Linked DNA regions of Homo sapiens: region 2 is linked to region 1. Evidence: chromatin contacts called from ENCODE Hi-C or POLR2A ChIA-PET data. All regions are on one chromosome and are shown on one strand. Each heading gives the region's core, a stretch centred on a gene start or an enhancer-like site at or near the end of the contact. The rest is flanking DNA. Distances are from core to core; before and after follow the strand shown.

Region 1 (4,037 bases), core at 738-3,237:
GTTATCCATTTATCAACGCAAACTGATCATCTGTTTTCAGATCAAGATAACTTGCAAGTGACTGCACTGAACTCGGCCCTTCTCAGCACAATGCATACCCACTACCACCTTGGAATTGTCTGTTTTCCCACTGTCATGAGCTAAACTGTGTCCTCCGCACCACCAACACTTCAAACGTTGACATTTTAAACCTCAGAATCTCAGAATGTGACTGTACTTGGAGATGGAGTCTTTAAGTAGGAAGTAAATTAAAGTGAGATCATGAGGGTAGGCCCTTATCCAACATGATCAGTGTCCTTATAAAAAGAGATTAGGACACAGACACACACAGAAGGAAGACCAACTAAAAACACACAGAGAAGACGGCCATCTACAAGCCAAGGAGAGAGGCTCGGAAGACACGATCCCTGGCCACATCTTGATCTCCGAATCTCCGTGGTTGAAGCCACCCAGCCTGTGGTACTGTGTTATGGCAGCCTGAGCCAATGAACACACTCAGCCATCCTGTTAATTAGATGTTTGGTGACAGTGAGGGTTAATTTGATGTGTCAACTTAGCTAGGCTGTGATGCTCAGTTTTGGTTAAACACCAGTCTAGATGTTGCTATAAAGATATATTTTAGGTGTGATTAATACTGAAATATTTAAATCAGTAGACTTTGAGTAAAACAGATTTCCCTTCATAATGTGGATGGGTCTCATCTAGTCGGTTGAAGGTCTTAAGAAAAATGACTGAGGTCCCTGAAGAAGAAGGAACTCTGCCTTCAGACTCGACTACAATATCAACTCCTCCCAGAATTTCTAGCCCGCTAGCCAGCCCCAACCTACCAACCCCCACAATCAAGAGCCAGTTCCTTAAAATAAATCTCTCTATATATGTGTATATATATATTTCTATATATACACACACATATGTATATATTTATACACATACCTATCTGCATACATGCATGTATACACATAGGTATATCTATATACACACGTACACATATATATGTGTATAAATATATATATATATATATACACATATAATTATGTATGTCCGATTCTGTTTCTCAGGAGAACCCCAACACAGTGACTAAGGACTGATGTTTCATATACCTAACTCTGTGCTCTTGCTTGTTTTATTTAAAATATTTTAAAATATTTTAATATATTTTAAAAGCATGAGAGAGAAATTTTTCAGACCATATTTCTCATACTTTTCAAATATAAAATACATTTACTTATTTCCAGATTTGTGGATGAAAGAACTGGTCAAATACTTGCATCCAAGCAAACTAGTTCATCGTCGTGTTGTTCTCTCTCATGTTTTAACGATGACCTCGAGCACTGCGAGAGGATGTTACCAGATGAGAGCCAGGGAGAAGGCAGAGAGATCATCCACAGGCCTTACGGTTACACCCATAGTGTGCTGGCAGCCAGTGAATTCCACGAGAATGAACCATCAGGGTTATAATTTTCAGCTTTGTTGTGAGCATCCTGCCTTTGCCTTTTGATCCTGCCTAATCTTGTTCTCCCCTGCACATTTGCTGCCTCATTTCTTCCTTCAGAAATGGCAAGTTTTCTTTCTGCTAAGTACATAAACAGCTTCTAATCAGCAAACAATCGGCTGTAGATGTAGAGGGTTTGGCCAGGAGGAGAAACAGAGATGTGAGAAACAGATGAGAGCAGTGGGCAAGCCTGGGGAACGCCCATGGGCACAGAGCCCCTGGAGGGCAGGGCATGCGGGGGTGGAGAGGATGAGGAATGTGCCCCACTCGCACCTGTGACCAGGGACACAGACGTGTGAGCCTCGCTGACAGAAGACAGCTGTGGGACCCAAGGGATCAAGAGCTTCACCCAGCTAACAGAACTACACATACTTGCAAATTTCTAATTTTGAAGAGGCTTCCCATGAAGGTGAGGGAATTTAGAGAAAAACGAAGGGCAGGGTGGCCCTGGGGAAGACTCATTGCCTGGGATGGTGCCAACAAGGGGCTGGGCTTTGAAACAGTGAGAGATGACGTGTGGCCGGGTGCCGTGGTGCATGCCTGTAATCCCAGCACTTTGGGAAGCTGAAGCGGGAAAATCACTTGAGCCCAGGAGTTCAAGACCAGCCTTGGCAATAAAATGAGACCCCACCTCTACAAAAATTTTTTTAAAATTAGGCATGGTGGCACCCACCTGTAGTCCCAGCTAACTGGGAGGATGAGGTGGGAAGATCACTTGAGCTCCAGAACTTCAGACTGCAGTGAGCTATGATTGCACCACTGCACTCCAGCACGGGTGACAGAGCCAGACCCTGTCTCTTAAAAAAACAAATGAACAAATAAACCAAAAAAAAAGGATATGAGGCAGCCCAGCAGCCCGCATGGCAGAAGATACCAAGACCATTTGGGAAGTCTTACTCACCATAACACACTAAGAAGCAGTATTGTCCAATAGAACCTTCCGGAGTGATGGAAATATTTTATATCTGCACTACCCAATACGGTAGCCTCCAGGCATATGTCACTACTGAGCACTCAAAACATTGCTAGTGCAACTGAGCAACTGGCTTTTACATTTTACTTGATTTTAATTAGAATTTAAATGGCCACATGTGGCTGGTGGCTGCCATATTGAACAGCACAGCCATCAGGTCTTCCTAACACACTGATTGATGTGTCTCCCAACGTAGTTTGGGGAAGGAGTGCTATGAATAAATGAGCGCACAATCCTCTTGCTACTGAATGCTCCACATTTGAATTATTAGCAATCTAAAGGGTTGGCTGGAGCCAGTGAGAATGAAGACACCTCCTTTTTTTTAGGGTCTTTAGGAGACCCTAAAAGCCTGGTGGAGGAGCTTAGCCACCAGCATTACCTGATCTGGTAAGCAGTGAATCAGAATGTCCTTGGCAGGAAACACTATCATTTGGGTGCATAATTAACCCCAGTCTGGTCGTCAGTTATAACCTTAGAAACAAGAGCTAAAACTTCACACCCTTGGTCTGTTTCCAAATGTGGGACTATTGTTTTTAGGTACTTCAATGTTTAGTAGATTTAGAAGAAAATCCCTCCAGCTGTAAGGGAGCTTTATAAATAGGAGAAAATAACATTTGTCATATTTGCCTTGGGAGATTTGGGCTCAGCCACGGACTCAGAAGCTCTGGGCAACACCTCTGCGTCCCCTCCCCTCACCTGTTCCATCTGTACAGCTGAGAAAGAAAGGCTTTCTCAGGGTTTCTTTAAGGAAGAAGATTAGAACCATTATAAAGCATTTTAACAAATGCAAAGTACCCTTCTATATAAATTATAACATGTTTTTACTTACTTGATTTCTTCTTTTGGGGGGAAATGAAGCATTGCTTTTGAGTATAATATGGAAGAAGTTTAATAGCACAATTACAGCCGAGTCTTCAAAGTAGAGAAAGAGGCCGAGACCGCCTGTGTGTCCAACCGAGCGCACGTGCACCAGCGGGGCCCGAGCAGAGGCAGCACCCGGCTCTTGTGGGGGAAATGGAGGGAGAGCCACGGTTTAGAGATAGGGAAAGCTGTGGGGCACATTATGCCCTGGGAGGAGAAAGCACAAAACCAGAGGCTCTGAGGGACAAAGAGGAAGGAGGGCAGAGCATGAGGCAGAGCAACCCAACAGCCATGGAGGCTGAAGAGACGATGCAACACCTACAGGAGTTCCGTGAACGTCATAACAAGATCCTCGACCAACTGAATGAACAGTGAGGGCAGGACCGCTTTACTGACATCACCCTGATTGTGGACGGACACCATCTGAAGGCTCACAAGGCCGTTTTGGCTGCTTGCAGTAAGTTCCACAATTCTTTTTTTTTTTTTTTTTTTTGAGATGAAGTCACACTTTGTCACCCAGGCTGAAGTGCAGTGACCCGATCCTGGCTCACTGCAACCTCCACCTCCCGGGTTCAAGCGATTCTCCTGCCTCAGCCTCCCAAGTAGCTGGGACTACAGGCACCCGCCATCACATCTGGCTAATTTTTGTATTTTTAGTGGAGACAGGGTTTTGCCAAGTTGGCGAGGCTGGTCCCAAACTCCTGATCTCAG
Region 2 (3,938 bases), core at 1,163-3,662, 660 kb before region 1:
AGCAATCCGCCTGCCTCAGCCTCCCAAAGTGCTGGGATTACAGGTGTGAGTCACCACGCCTGGACTGGAGTCAGGGAGACTTGGTTAGTCCTGGCCCTGACCTTGAGGAAGTCAGTCAGATGAGCTCTTTGGGCATCAGGTTCCTCATCTGCACAGCAGGGATAACCTCCTTGCAGAGCTGGTCTGAGGATTCATTGATAGAAGCAGGCCTAGGTGTTCTGTCTAACCAAAAATTCTTCTGCCTACCTTACTAGAATTCTCGCCATGATGGTGCCACCCAGACCCTGTGGTTCTCACTCCTGCCTGCACACCGTGGGGAACTTTAGAAAAATTCCCTTGCCTGACTGCCTCCCACACCAATTCAAACAATCTCTGAGTCCATCAGTGTAGTTGTTAAAAGCTCCCCAGGTGATTCTAGCATACACTCAAGGTTGTGTTTGAGAGGGACAGAAAGCGCCTCTGCCAGATGGCTGCTGTCTGCCGCAGGGATGATTCTAGAGACACCGTACCCATCCTGCCCAGGCTTGAGGGCTCAGTCACCCAGCCCGAGAGAGGTCATTTTTTAATAGTGTTTTTCCCATTCATTATGATAGGTGAGGTAGGTGCCTGGAGAGGAGGTTTTGGGGGAAGGGATGAAGGGGAGGAGAGAGCTTAGAGGACTCTGGAGAACAAAGTCCATCTCCACTAACTTCACAGGTTCTGCCACCAGGGTGAGGGTGAGGGGCAAGTCTTTGTTCCCAACTAGTTCCGGGCAGGCTGAGAGCCAGAATGACCACCAGGAGCAGCCAGCCCCACAGGCGAGCAATGAGGGCCTGCTTTAGCTACAGTGGGGCTCCTGAGTGGGAGGGGTACGTACATGCGCTGTATTAAGCTCAGAGCCCTCTGAAACCCCCTTCTCACCGGTCACCTTCCCCACTCTAGCAGCGGCTAACAGAGGAGCTGCAGACAGTGGAGAATGGTTACCATGACAACCCAACACTGGAAGTGATGGAGACCTCTTCTGAGATGCAGGAGAAGAAGGTGGTCAGCCTCAACGGGGAGCTGGGGGACAGCTGGATCGTCCCTCTGGACAACCTGACCAAGGACGACCTGGATGAGGAGGAAGACACACACCTCTAGTCCGGTCTGCCGGTGGCCTCCAGCAGCACCACAGAGCTCCAGACCAACCACCCCAAGTGCCGTTTGGATGGGGAAGGGAAAGACTGGGGAGGGAGAGTGAACTCCGAGGGGTGTCCCCTCCCAATCCCCCCAGGGCCTTAATTTTTCCCTTTTCAACCTGAACAAATCACATTCTGTCCAGATTCCTCTTGTAAAATAACCCACTAGTGCCTGAGCTCAGTGCTGCTGGATGATGAGGGAGATCAAGAAAAAGCCACGTAAGGGACTTTATAGATGAACTAGTGGAATCCCTTCATTCTGCAGTGAGATTGCCGAGACCTGAAGAGGGTAAGTGACTTGCCCAAGGTCAGAGCCACTTGGTGACAGAGCCAGGATGAGAACAAAGATTCCATTTGCACCATGCCACACTGCTGTGTTCACATGTGCCTTCCGTCCAGAGCAGTCCCGGGCAGGGGTGAAACTCCAGCAGGTGGCTGGGCTGGAAAGGAGGGCAGGGCTACATCCTGGCTCGGTGGGATCTGACGACCTGAAAGTCCAGCTCCCAAGTTTTCCTTCTCCTACCCCAGCCTCGTGTACCCATCTTCCCACCCTCTATGTTCTTACCCCTCCCTACACTCAGTGTTTGTTCCCACTTACTCTGTCCTGGGGCCTCTGGGATTAGCACAGGTTATTCATAACCTTGAACCCCTTGTTCTGGATTCGGATTTTCTCACATTTGCTTCGTGAGATGGGGGCTTAACCCACACAGGTCTCCGTGCGTGAACCAGGTCTGCTTAGGGGACCTGCGTGCAGGTGAGGAGAGAAGGGGACACTCGAGTCCAGGCTGGTATCTCAGGGCAGCTGATGAGGGGTCAGCAGGAACACTGGCCCATTGCCCCTGGCACTCCTTGCAGAGGCCACCCACGATCTTCTTTGGGCTTCCATTTCCACCAGGGACTAAAATCTGCTGTAGCTAGTGAGAGCAGCGTGTTCCTTTTGTTGTTCACTGCTCAGCTGATGGGAGTGATTCCCTGAGACCCAGTATGAAAGAGCAGTGGCTGCAGGAGAGGCCTTCCCGGGGCCCCCCATCAGCGATGTGTCTTCAGAGACAATCCATTAAAGCAGCCAGGAAGGACAGGCTTTCCCCTGTATATCATAGGAAACTCAGGGACATTTCAAGTTGCTGAGAGTTTTGTTATAGTTGTTTTCTAACCCAGCCCTCCACTGCCAAAGGCCAAAAGCTCAGACAGTTGGCAGACGTCCAGTTAGCTCATCTCACTCACTCTGATTCTCCTGTGCCACAGGAAAAGAGGGCCTGGAAAGCGCAGTGCATGCTGGGTGCATGAAGGGCAGCCTGGGGGACAGACTGTTGTGGGAACGTCCCACTGTCCTGGCCTGGAGCTAGGCCTTGCTGTTCCTCTTCTCTGTGAGCCTAGTGGGGCTGCTGCGGTTCTCTTGCAGTTTCTGGTGGCATCTCAGGGGAACACAAAGCTATGTCTATTCCCCAATATAGGACTTTTATGGGCTCGGCAGTTAGCTGCCATGTAGAAGGCTCCTAAGCAGTGGGCATGGTGAGGTTTCATCTGATTGAGAAGGGGGAATCCTGTGTGGAATGTTGAACTTTCGCCATGGTCTCCATCGTTCTGGGCGTAAATTCCCTGGGATCAAGTAGGAAAATGGGCAGAACTGCTTAGGGGAATGAAATTGCCATTTTTCGGGTGAAACGCCACACCTCCAGGGTCTTAAGAGTCAGGCTCCGGCTGTAGTAGCTCTGATGAAATAGGCTATCCACTCGGGATGGCTTACTTTTTAAAAGGGTAGGGGGAGGGGCTGGGGAAGATCTGTCCTGCACCATCTGCCTAATTCCTTCCTCACAGTCTGTAGCCATCTGATATCCTAGGGGAAAAGGAAGGCCAGGGGTTCACATAGGGCCCCAGCGAGTTTCCCAGGAGTTAGAGGGATGCGAGGCTAACAAGTTCCAAAAACATCTGCCCCGATGCTCTAGTGTTTGGAGGTGGGCAGGATGGAGAACAGTGCCTGTTTGGGGGAAAACAGGAAATCTTGTTAGGCTTGAGTGAGGTGTTTGCTTCCTTCTTGCCCAGCGCTGGGTTCTCTCCACCCAGTAGGTTTTCTGTTGTGGTCCCGTGGGAGAGGCCAGACTGGATTATTCCTCCTTTGCTGATCCTGGGTCACACTTCACCAGCCAGGGCTTTTGACGGAGACAGCAAATAGGCCTCTGCAAATCAATCAAAGGCTGCAACCCTATGGCCTCTTGGAGACAGATGATGACTGGCAAGGACTAGAGAGCAGGAGTGCCTGGCCAGGTCGGTCCTGACTCTCCTGACTCTCCATCGCTCTGTCCAAGGAGAACCCGGAGAGGCTCTGGGCTGATTCAGAGGTTACTGCTTTATATTCGTCCAAACTGTGTTAGTCTAGGCTTAGGACAGCTTCAGAATCTGACACCTTGCCTTGCTCTTGCCACCAGGACACCTATGTCAACAGGCCAAACAGCCATGCATCTATAAAGGTCATCATCTTCTGCCACCTTTACTGGGTTCTAAATGCTCTCTGATAATTCAGAGAGCATTGGGTCTGGGAAGAGGTAAGAGGAACACTAGAAGCTCAGCATGACTTAAACAGGTTGTAGCAAAGACAGTTTATCATCAGCTCTTTCAGTGGTAAACTGTGGTTTCCCCAAGCTGCACAGGAGGCCAGAAACCACAAGTATGATGACTAGGAAGCCTACTGTCATGAGAGTGGGGAGACAGGCAGCAAAGCTTATGAAGGAGGTACAGAATATTCTTTGCGTTGTAAGACAGAATACGGGTTTAATCTAGTCT

The links. Hi-C counts contacts between places; a loop is a spot of excess contacts on that map. ChIA-PET counts read pairs that join two places held with the same protein, here RNA polymerase II (POLR2A). Pooled maps may share reads with other maps.
Region 2: a loop to region 1 is called in a map of OCI-LY7, with 2.3 times the contacts of the local background. The contact joins two enhancer-like sites. A Hi-C loop is called at or near these places in 1 of 168 maps with a recorded cell type or tissue (OCI-LY7), 1 of 37 single-sample maps with no recorded cell type and 7 of 50 pooled maps. POLR2A ChIA-PET finds 5 or more read pairs at or near these places in 2 of 52 experiments (OCI-LY7 and activated T-cell).

Annotation. Positions count from the first base shown.
Region 1 is chr7:130,843,306-130,847,342 of GRCh38, reverse strand. All of the region lies in intron 3 of LOC105375508 (a long non-coding RNA gene), which reads right to left. It also overlaps the pseudogene LOC100133252. Among named protein-coding and RNA genes, the nearest start is that of MIR29A, 31 kb to the left of the region's middle. Within about 2 kb of position 1,987, at least 5 of the 41 ENCODE cell types and tissues checked have a DNase peak (open chromatin) inside an H3K27ac peak, as active enhancers do.
Region 2 is chr7:131,501,492-131,505,429 of GRCh38, reverse strand. PODXL (podocalyxin like) reads left to right here. Exons shown (of 9, transcript NM_001018111.3): 9 at 922-3,938. The coding sequence ends at 1,119. Among named protein-coding and RNA genes, the nearest start is that of PODXL, 53 kb to the left of the region's middle. Within about 2 kb of position 2,412, at least 14 of the 41 ENCODE cell types and tissues checked have a DNase peak (open chromatin) inside an H3K27ac peak, as active enhancers do.